Regions from separate parts of the Homo sapiens genome. Here region 2 is linked to region 1. A link is a contact called in ENCODE POLR2A ChIA-PET data. All regions are on one chromosome and are shown on one strand. The core of a region is the stretch at or near the end of the contact, and the rest is flanking DNA. Distances in the headings are between cores, read along the strand shown. Region 1 holds the start of H1-5 (H1.5 linker histone, cluster member). Region 2 holds the start of AGER (advanced glycosylation end-product specific receptor).

Region 1 (5,086 bases), core at 886-3,385:
ATTAATTCTCTATCTGGGCCTCATCTTGTATAGCTGTAAATGTAGCAAATTAATAGAAACCTGTAGAACATATTTAAGATTACTTCCTGTCAGGTAGTAAATGCTGAATGAGTGTCAGCTCTTATTGTTATACCCTGGCTCCATTACACATGGAGTTTTGGGGTTTTTTTCTCCTGGACCTTCTAAGTTTTGTGTTTGGAACAGTGGAAAGTGCTTGGTTAGATCATTTGCTCATGAAGATCTCCTTTTCTTTAGTTCTCAATTTGCATTGTTCGGTAAGAGGCCTATACAATATCTGTGTCTCTGTGGAGAAATTTATAACACAGCAAAAGGGCTAGGTAATAAATAGCTTAGGGTTTAAAGGCCATATATAGTCTCTGTCACACACTCTTTAGTTTTTAGTTAGTTTGCTTTTTCGAGACAGGATCTTGCTCCATTGCCCTGGCTGGAGTGCAGTGCTGCTATCATTGCTCACTGCAGCCTTGACACCCTGAATTCAAGTGATCCTCCCACCTCAGCCTCCCGAGTAGCTGAGACTACAGGCATGTGCCACCACATCCAGCAAAATGTTTTGTATTTTTATTAAAGATGGGGTTTTACCAAGTTGCCCAAGCTGGTCTCCAACTCCTGAGCTCAAGCAACCCACCTATCCCAGTGTCCCCAAGTGCTGAGATTACAGACATGAACCACCGTGCCCAGCCTTTGTTTTTGTTTTTTTTTTTTTTAACAATACTTTTAAAACATAAAGACACTTCTTAGCTTGAGGGCCATACAGAAAAAAGCCATTGTCCAGATTTGGCCATAGTCTGCCAACTTCTCCAGGAGTTCTTAGAAGATGAAGTGCATTGGCTACTTTAAATTTTCTTGCACAGCATTTCAAGAATGAGAAATAAGTGACTGTTGATTTCATTAGGAATCCAAATCATCATTTGATCATTTTTATCATCCAGGCATCCTGTCCAATCCCCTCCACCTCCCATAAATTGTAAACTTCATTTATTTCAACCTCAGTGTATTTGCCTATGTTTTCCTGAGTTCCTCTGAACCTCTATAATGTGAAGTCGCTCAATATCCAATCCAACCTTTTCACAGTCAATAGCCAGATATTCTTCTAAAATATTAGCGCTAAAACACACAAAAATACCCATATTGATGTATCCTGGCTGCTCATAGAAGAGAGTATTCCTGATGGTGCAGCTTGTTAAATGTGGGTGGAGATTCAGGGGGAGCAGTGAGAACATTTCGAAAACCTGACAGTGTCCTGGGCCACCTAAACAGTTTGTGCATTTGAGGATCACTGGGAGCTCTTGAATAATTTTCCACAAGTTTGAGTTTTCTCTAAACTGAATTATCTATATTATTTTTCTTCCCCTTTTTTAATGGATTTGCCCAGGAACTAAAAAGAGAAAACACTCTAATTAGAAAACATAACACATTTAAGTTTGAATGTGAATCTGAGTAGTTAGATCCTTAAGTCAAAGCGATTTGTATTACTGGTGCTGCAATGCAGAAGAAGTCACTCTGACTGTGGAACTCTTCCAAGCTGCAAAATCCCATTCTGTAAAGACATTAGCACATGGAAACTCCTAGGACACAGAACCAGTTTGTAAAGTCAAGTCTATGTGGTTAAGTTGGGGCTGTAGGCAACCAGCTGTCCTGTGCCTGTGTTACTTGCTACAGTTAGAAACAAACTTCATGCCCAAACCAAGGAACCCAGTGTCTTTTCTCTTGCAAAAATCAAAGCATGAACTCATGGGCAAATTTTTAAAAATAACTTTCACTGGATACTTAGTAGAAATTTATCGCGACACGCTACTAACTAACATGATGCCCTCAGCCCAATGGATTCTTATGAAAAGCTGAAGGGATTTTTTAAAATATCTTTCATCAATTGCACAAGATTCTTGAAAACACAAACAAGTATGTGAACCTGGAGGCTGTTTTCCTCCTTTGGAGCTTCAAAGTGCCAAATTCTGTACCATTGTTTTAAGCATTTAATCAAATTTTGAGGACTAACAAACACAATTTGGGAGTCCAACCGCGAGCGGCGGCGGCCAGAGGGCGGTGGATTGGACGCTCCACCAATCACAGGGCAGCGCCGGCTTATATAAGCCCGGGGCCCGAGCATAGCAGCAACGCAAAACCTGCTCTTTAGATTTCGAGCTTATTCTCTTCTAGCAGTTTCTTGCCACCATGTCGGAAACCGCTCCTGCCGAGACAGCCACCCCAGCGCCGGTGGAGAAATCCCCGGCTAAGAAGAAGGCAACTAAGAAGGCTGCCGGCGCCGGCGCTGCTAAGCGCAAAGCGACGGGGCCCCCAGTCTCAGAGCTGATCACCAAGGCTGTGGCTGCTTCTAAGGAGCGCAATGGCCTTTCTTTGGCAGCCCTTAAGAAGGCCTTAGCGGCCGGTGGCTACGACGTGGAGAAGAATAACAGCCGCATTAAGCTGGGCCTCAAGAGCTTGGTGAGCAAGGGCACCCTGGTGCAGACCAAGGGCACTGGTGCTTCTGGCTCCTTTAAACTCAACAAGAAGGCGGCCTCCGGGGAAGCCAAGCCCAAAGCCAAGAAGGCAGGCGCCGCTAAAGCTAAGAAGCCCGCGGGGGCCACGCCTAAGAAGGCCAAGAAGGCTGCAGGGGCGAAAAAGGCAGTGAAGAAGACTCCGAAGAAGGCGAAGAAGCCCGCGGCGGCTGGCGTCAAAAAGGTGGCGAAGAGCCCTAAGAAGGCCAAGGCCGCTGCCAAACCGAAAAAGGCAACCAAGAGTCCTGCCAAGCCCAAGGCAGTTAAGCCGAAGGCGGCAAAGCCCAAAGCCGCTAAGCCCAAAGCAGCAAAACCTAAAGCTGCAAAGGCCAAGAAGGCGGCTGCCAAAAAGAAGTAGGAAGCTGGCGTGTGAAAACCGCAACAAAGCCCCAAAGGCTCTTTTCAGAGCCACCCAGAGACCTCTAAAAAATGGCTGTGCACAACATGTTAGATCAGGCAGCAAGATTCCTTGCATTCGAAAAATCTCGGGCAGTTCTCCCTCAACCCTAATCGAGTAACGCAAGGCAAGCAAGAGTCCAGGGTGTTGGTTGGACTCCCCACGTAGTTTACCCATGCAGTCTGTTATTAGAGTATGAATTCCAGCCGTTGGTTTTTGTTAAGTTGGTGTCAAGCTTTTTGTCAGACGCCTAGCTACAAAGAAGCTTCTTATATTTTAAAAAGCCCGCTCTATAATCTGATTGGCCAGTTTTTGTTCCATCATCTGTATGTGGTTTTTCCGCGTTTAAGCCATTTAGGCACCAGCTACTTCGGCGTCACTAATGTGTTCGGCATTAATATAATATGCTATCAACGCACAAGACAATATAGTAGCAAGTTTCAAGATGGGGTCTCTATTACATGCCAATTTGATATGACCGTGTCATTCTGTACTGGATTATTTTTTTTTCCTCAAGTCAGGTTCTCGCTGTCACCCAGGCTGGCGTGCAGTGGCGTGGTCTCGGCTCACTACAGCCTCAGCCTCCCCGGCTCAAGGGATCGTCCCACTTCAGCCTCTGTGAAGTGCTAGGACTAAAGGCGTGCACCACCCCGGTCGGCTAATTTTTGTATCCGCTATGATGCCCAGGCAGATCTCGAATTCATGAGCTCCAGCGATCTTCCCGCCTCAGCTTCCAAAAGTGCTGGGATTACAGGCGTGAGCCACTGAGCCTGGCTCTGGATTTTTTTTTATTGGTTCTAGTTCATATAACACGAGATGAATAAACACAGCGAACATTCTTGTAAGCCCTACATTAAATAACTAGTTCACATTCTGACTTAAACATGTCACCTGAATCCTGTAAGGTTTTTCCTAAAAGTCATTCCTAAGCTCTAGATGAAAAATGCTTTATCTTTTCATAACAAACGTTCCAAATGTTTAACCAGTGGCCCAGCTCTCCCGCAGAAATAGTAGGTGGCTCTGAAAAGAGCCGTTGTATTGGAAAGTGATTCTATGGAGACATTATTTGCCTTTGGCCTTGTGGTGACTCTCGGTCTTCTTGGGCAGTAGCACAGCCTGGATGTTGGGCAGGACACCACCCTGAGCGATGGTTACTTTGCCCAGCAGCTTGTTGAGCTCCTCGTCGTTGCGGATGGCCAGCTGCAAGTGGCGCGGGATAATGCGGGTCTTCTTGTTGTCGCGGGCGGCGTTGCCCGCCAGCTCCAGGATCTCGGCAGTCAGGTACTCCAGCACCGCCGCCAGGTACACCGGCGCGCCGGCCCCGACCCGCTCAGCATAGTTGCCCTTGCGGAGCAGTCGGTGCACTCGGCCCACGGGGAACTGGAGACCGGCACGAGAAGAGCGGGTCTTGGCTTTGGCGCGAGCTTTGCCTCCCTGCTTGCCGCGTCCCGACATGACGAAGAAACGATAAATGGAGGAACTGAGAACAGCCGAGAGAAGTTCACCAGAGCTCCACTACTTATAGTCAATACTGGGCGCGAAAATAAAGCTGTGCCATTGGCTCAAATTACAGTTTTATTTCAACCAATGGAATCGCTGTTATGAAACATGCTTCTTTGGATTGGACAAACGTGTATATGACGTCATCTAGAATCGCCACCAGTCCTACACACTATTTTATTAATCACCTCATTTGCATAAGAATTCGTGAACAGGACGTTACAACACACAGCTTTTTCTTCTTCTTCTTTTTTTGTTTTTTTAAGACAGGGTCTCCCTCTCGCCCGGGCTGGAGTGCGGTGGTACGATCTCCGGTCGCTGCAACGTCCGCTCCTGGGTTCAAGTGATTCTCCTGCCTCGGCCTCCTGAGTAGCTGAGATTACAAGCGTCAGCCACCATAGCCCGGCTAATTTTTGTATTTTTTAGTAGAGACAGGGTTTCACCATATTGGTCATCCTGGTCTCAAACCCCTGAGCTCAGGTGAGCCACCTGCCTCAACCTCCCAAAATGCTGGGATTAAAGGCGTGAGCCACAGCGCCCGGCGACTTTTTTTTTTTTTTTTTTTTTTTTTTTCCCTTGAGACAGGGTCTGGCTTTGCCGCCCAGGTTGGAGAGCAGTGGCGCGATCGTGGCTCACCGCAACCTCCGCCTTCCTGGCCGAAGCGATCCTCCTC
Region 2 (5,086 bases), core at 327-2,826, 4.3 Mb before region 1:
GCAGCTCATCTTAAACCAATAGAATCGCTCGGTGGACGAGAGTGTCTGACTCAGATATCTACCTCGGAGGGAGTTTCTGCTACTTTAGGGAATTATTGACTGGGCTTTGGGGTTGAACTTTTTTTTTTTTAAAGAAAGAAAAAGAAACCCTGGGATCCATCTGTTTTTTTTGTTGTTGTTGTTGTTTTTGTTGTTGTTGGTGGTGGTGGTGGTGGTGGTTCTTAATTTTTAATTTAGTTTGGGGAAGTAGCTTGTTTTTTTTTTTATAAATATGTTGATTTCTTGTCTTTTTTTTTTTTTATTTCTTACTTTCCCATATTAGGGGTGATAGCCAAAGGGGTTCTGGTAAGAGAAAGGGGGACAAACAGAACTGGTAAAGAGGCCCCCCTGGCTCCAGGCCTGTCCATCAGGAAGTAAATTTTACAGGGCACCAAGCTTTGCCCCCTAAAATCCCTTAGGTGTTCTTTGTTCATGCAGGCAGGTTTCTGCCGCATTTGATGTGGAGGCAGTGAAGGGCTTGCCCTGCTGGCCTCTCATCCCCCTTCTTCCCACAACCCTTGGGCAGGGCTGGACTCAGTAATTTTGAGGAAATTGAAGATGCCATCTTCCCCTGTGAGTGACATGTCTTTAATTTTTTAAAAAACTACTATTTGAAAATTGGAGGGGGAAGAATGGGAAGGGAGTTATTGCCAAATATGTTAAATATGGGTTGGGGTGCTTGTATATGTATCTTCCTCAATTTCCCCATAAATGAGGTATCTTTTTGTCACACCAAAATCAAGGGGTAGGGAGAGGGAGGAGGTTGCAAAAAGCCAGATGTGGGGGAAAAGTAACATCAACACTGTCCCATCCTCAGCCCTGAACTAGCTACCATCTGATCCCCTCAGACATTCTCAGGATTTTACAAGACTGTCAGAGTGGGGAACCCCTCCCATTAAAGATCCGGGCAGGACTGGGGACAGGTTGGAAGTGTGATGGGTGGGGGGGTGGGAGGCATGGGCCGGGGGCAGTTCTCTCCTCACTTGTAAACTTGTGTAGTTTCACAGAAAAAAAACAAAATGCAGTTTTAAATAAAGAAATTTCTTTTTTCCCTGGGTTTAGTTGAGAATTTTTTTCAAAAAACATGAGAAACCCCAGAAAAAAAATGATTTTCTTTCACGAAGTTCCAAACAGGTTTCTCTCCTGTTCCCCAGCCTTGCCTTCATGATGCAGGCCCAATTGCACCCTTGCAGACAACAGTCTGGCCTGAACCCTATTGATGCAACTTTGCGCAATCAAGATGGGGCTCCAGTGGGTCACCAGGCAGCCCTGATGGACTGATGGAATAAATAGGATCGGGGGCTCTGAGGGAATGAGACCCTAGAGGGTACACTCCCCATCCCCCAGGGAAGTGACTGTACCCAGAGGCTGGTAGTACCCAGGGGTGGGGTGATAATTATTTCTCTAGTACCTGAAGGACTCTTGTCCCAAAGGCATGAATTCCTAGCATTCCCTGTGACAAGACGACTGAAAGATGGGGGCTGGAGAGAGGGTGCAGGCCCCACCTAGGGCGGAGGCCACAGCAGGGAGAGGGGCAGACAGAGCCAGGACCCTGGAAGGAAGCAGGATGGCTGCCGGAACAGCAGTTGGAGCCTGGGTGCTGGTCCTCAGTCTGTGGGGTGAGCCACTCCCTCAACCCCACTGACCCTCCCTGCAGAAAGCACTTTAACCCCACACCCCAGTCGTCCTAGAACTTTTCCCAGAACCCGAGGAAGTGCCTTTCAAGGTCCCTCACCCACCCTGTCCAAATTTTGTTAGCCCTCATTCCCTTCCTACCCCTCTACCATGGTGCTATCTCCCAGGGGCAGTAGTAGGTGCTCAAAACATCACAGCCCGGATTGGCGAGCCACTGGTGCTGAAGTGTAAGGGGGCCCCCAAGAAACCACCCCAGCGGCTGGAATGGAAACTGGTAAGCGGGGCTCCTGTTGCAGCCTCCCAACTTCCAGGGAGACCAGCAATGATTTGGATCCCCGTCACTCTGCCTCACAGTCCTTTCCCAAAGGCCTTGCACTGTTTAGGCCCTGCTTCTCTGCTTCTAGAACACAGGCCGGACAGAAGCTTGGAAGGTCCTGTCTCCCCAGGGAGGAGGCCCCTGGGACAGTGTGGCTCGTGTCCTTCCCAACGGCTCCCTCTTCCTTCCGGCTGTCGGGATCCAGGATGAGGGGATTTTCCGGTGCCAGGCAATGAACAGGAATGGAAAGGAGACCAAGTCCAACTACCGAGTCCGTGTCTACCGTAAGAATTCCAGGGTCTTCTCCAAGGCCTCCCTCTTACCTAAGAAAAAGCCTTCAACCCCAGCCTTGGCCCATGAGGGCCTCTGACTTCCACTGGCCTCATTTCCACACACAGAGTTTGAGAACCTTCACAATTACAGCCTCTGACTGGATTTTTCCTCCTTCAGAGATTCCTGGGAAGCCAGAAATTGTAGATTCTGCCTCTGAACTCACGGCTGGTGTTCCCAATAAGGTAGTGGAAGAAAGCAGGAGAAGTAGAAAACGGCCCTGTGAACAGGAGGCGAGTGTGTGTGGGTGTGGGTGTGTGGCATCTCTCATTTTCAAAGGATTCTGAGGTCACCACTCTTTCCCCAGGTGGGGACATGTGTGTCAGAGGGAAGCTACCCTGCAGGGACTCTTAGCTGGCACTTGGATGGGAAGCCCCTGGTGCCTAATGAGAAGGGTGAGTCCTAAGGTGCCCCCCAAGCTGCCTTCTCCCTGATCTCACTCCCACACCCACCCTGGGATAATTTGTCTTATCCTCCCATCATAGGAGTATCTGTGAAGGAACAGACCAGGAGACACCCTGAGACAGGGCTCTTCACACTGCAGTCGGAGCTAATGGTGACCCCAGCCCGGGGAGGAGATCCCCGTCCCACCTTCTCCTGTAGCTTCAGCCCAGGCCTTCCCCGACACCGGGCCTTGCGCACAGCCCCCATCCAGCCCCGTGTCTGGGGTGAGCATAGGTGGGGAGGGCCCCAAGCTCACGTGAGCACGTTCTGGAAGTCTGACCCTTAGGGAAAGAGGGAGTCAAGCCCATGGCCACTGGGATCACTCACAAGTGTAACTCTCCACCTCAAAACCCTTCCAACTCCCAGAGCCTGTGCCTCTGGAGGAGGTCCAATTGGTGGTGGAGCCAGAAGGTGGAGCAGTAGCTCCTGGTGGAACCGTAACCCTGACCTGTGAAGTCCCTGCCCAGCCCTCTCCTCAAATCCACTGGATGAAGGATGTGAGTGACCTGGAGAGAGGGGCTGGGAGGTAGGGTGAACCATAACTAGCAACAGGGAGGGCAGAGGGCTAACGAGGGAAAGGCAGGCTAGGAGCTGAGGAGGAAGAGAGGGTATCTGAAGATATGGAGACAAAAAGACAAGGGTTTTGAAATAGTCTCCTCTCCCCTTCCCCCACCAGGGTGTGCCCTTGCCCCTTCCCCCCAGCCCTGTGCTGATCCTCCCTGAGATAGGGCCTCAGGACCAGGGAACCTACAGCTGTGTGGCCACCCATTCCAGCCACGGGCCCCAGGAAAGCCGTGCTGTCAGCATCAGCATCATCGGTGAGACCTCTCCCCAAGCCCTACAGACCCTGGGACTAGGGTGCAGGACAGCACAGGCTCTAATTTCCTGCCCCATTCTGGCCTTATCCCTAACAGCCACCCCACCTCTCCCTCCATGCACCCACACCCAAGCCTCCCCTGCCCCACCCAAATTCTGCCAAGAGAGCAGCCAAGCCTCTCCCTTCTTCCCTCTGAGCTAAAAAAAGGAACAGACGGCTGGGCGCGGTGGCTCACGCCTGTAATCCCAACACTTTGGGAGGCTGAGGCGGGCAGATCACCTGAGGTAGGGAGTTCGAGACCAGCCTGACCAACATGGAGAAACCCCATTTCTACTAAAAATACAAAATTAGCCAGGCATGGTGGCACATGCCTGTAATCCCAGCTACCTGGGAGGCCAGCTACTTGAGAGGCTGAGGCAGGAGAATTGCTTGAACCCAGGAGGCATAGATTGCGATGAGCCAAGATCGCACCATTGCATGCCAGCCTGGGCAACAAAAGTGAAACTCCATCTCAAAAAAAAAAAGAAAGGGAAAGACTCCACTGGGGCTCCCACTAAATAACCCTCTCTCAACCCGAAGTCTTCCTTTCTGACTGGATCCAACTTTGTCTTCCAGAACCAGGCGAGGAGGGGCCAACTGCAGGTGAGGGGTTTGATAAAGTCAGGGAAGCAGAAGATAGCCCCCAACACATGTGACTGGGGGGATGGTCAACAAGAAAGGAATGGTGAGTGGTGGTGGCTGTGCTCTCAATTTTCCCTGTCTCCGTACAGGCTCTGTGGGAGGATCAGGGCTGGGAACTCTAGCCCTGGCCCTGGGGATCCTGGGAGGCCTGGGGACAGCCGCCCTGCTCATTGGGGTCATCTTGTGGCAAAGGCGGCAACGCCGAGGAGAGGAGAGGTGAGTGGAGAAAGCCAGACCCCTCAGACCTAGGGCTTCCAGGCAGCAAGCGAAGAGGGGTCGGGGGGTGGAACGACAACGTGCCGCATTCCCCCCAATCTTTCTCCTCAGGAAGGCCCCAGAAAACCAGGAGGAAGAGGAGGAGCGTGCAGAACTGAATCAGTCGGAGGAACCTGAGGCAGGCGAGAGTAGTACTGGAGGGCCTTGAGGGGCCCACAGACAGATCCCATCCATCAGCTCCCTTTTCTTTTTCCCTTGAACTGTTCTGGCCTCAGACCAACTCTCTCCTGTATAATCTCTCTCCTGTATAACCCCACCTTGCCAAGCTTTCTTCTACAACCAGAGCCCCCCACAATGATGATTAAACACCTGACACATCTTGCTCTTGTGTGTCTGTGTGTGTGTATGAGACACAACCTCACCCCTATACCCTTGAGGGCCCTGAAGGAAAGGGACTCACCCCCATACTTCACCATACTATACCAAACATCTACTCAAGTTGGGGAGAAGATGCTTCTGTCGGGGGTGGGGGCGAACTTGGGAAGAGATCCCATCAATATATTTCACCTTTTTTATTGAATTTGTATTAAAGGAGGTAGTGAGGGGGC

Evidence for each region. ChIA-PET counts read pairs that join two places held with the same protein, here RNA polymerase II (POLR2A).
Region 2: POLR2A ChIA-PET joins it to region 1 with 14 read pairs in BJ. The contact joins the promoter of AGER here to the promoter of H1-5 in region 1. POLR2A ChIA-PET finds 5 or more read pairs at or near these places in 2 of 52 experiments (BJ and activated CD4-positive, alpha-beta T cell).

Annotation. Positions count from the first base shown.
Region 1 is chr6:27,864,637-27,869,722 of GRCh38, reverse strand. It overlaps H1-5 (H1.5 linker histone, cluster member), which reads left to right and starts at 2,135. Exons shown (of 1, transcript NM_005322.3): 1 at 2,135-2,931. The coding sequence starts at 2,194. The coding sequence ends at 2,874. It overlaps H2AC16 (H2A clustered histone 16), which reads right to left and starts at 4,406. Exons shown (of 1, transcript NM_003511.3): 1 at 3,925-4,406. The coding sequence starts at 4,368. The coding sequence ends at 3,976. RefSeq lists enhancers at 1,876-1,945, 2,206-2,315, 3,886-3,935, 4,226-4,315, 3,867-4,388 and 2 more.
Region 2 is chr6:32,180,743-32,185,828 of GRCh38, reverse strand. It overlaps AGER (advanced glycosylation end-product specific receptor), which reads left to right and starts at 1,576. Exons shown (of 11, transcript NM_001136.5): 1 at 1,576-1,658; 2 at 1,842-1,948; 3 at 2,079-2,274; 4 at 2,441-2,505; 5 at 2,628-2,715; 6 at 2,806-2,988; 7 at 3,131-3,261; 8 at 3,441-3,582; 9 at 4,197-4,223; 10 at 4,352-4,478; 11 at 4,590-4,860. The coding sequence starts at 1,607. The coding sequence ends at 4,686. It overlaps PBX2 (PBX homeobox 2), which reads left to right. Exons shown (of 9, transcript NM_002586.5): 9 at 1-1,096. It overlaps RNF5 (ring finger protein 5), which reads right to left. Exons shown (of 6, transcript NM_006913.4): 6 at 5,036-5,086. RefSeq lists enhancers at 2,465-2,982, 2,983-3,501.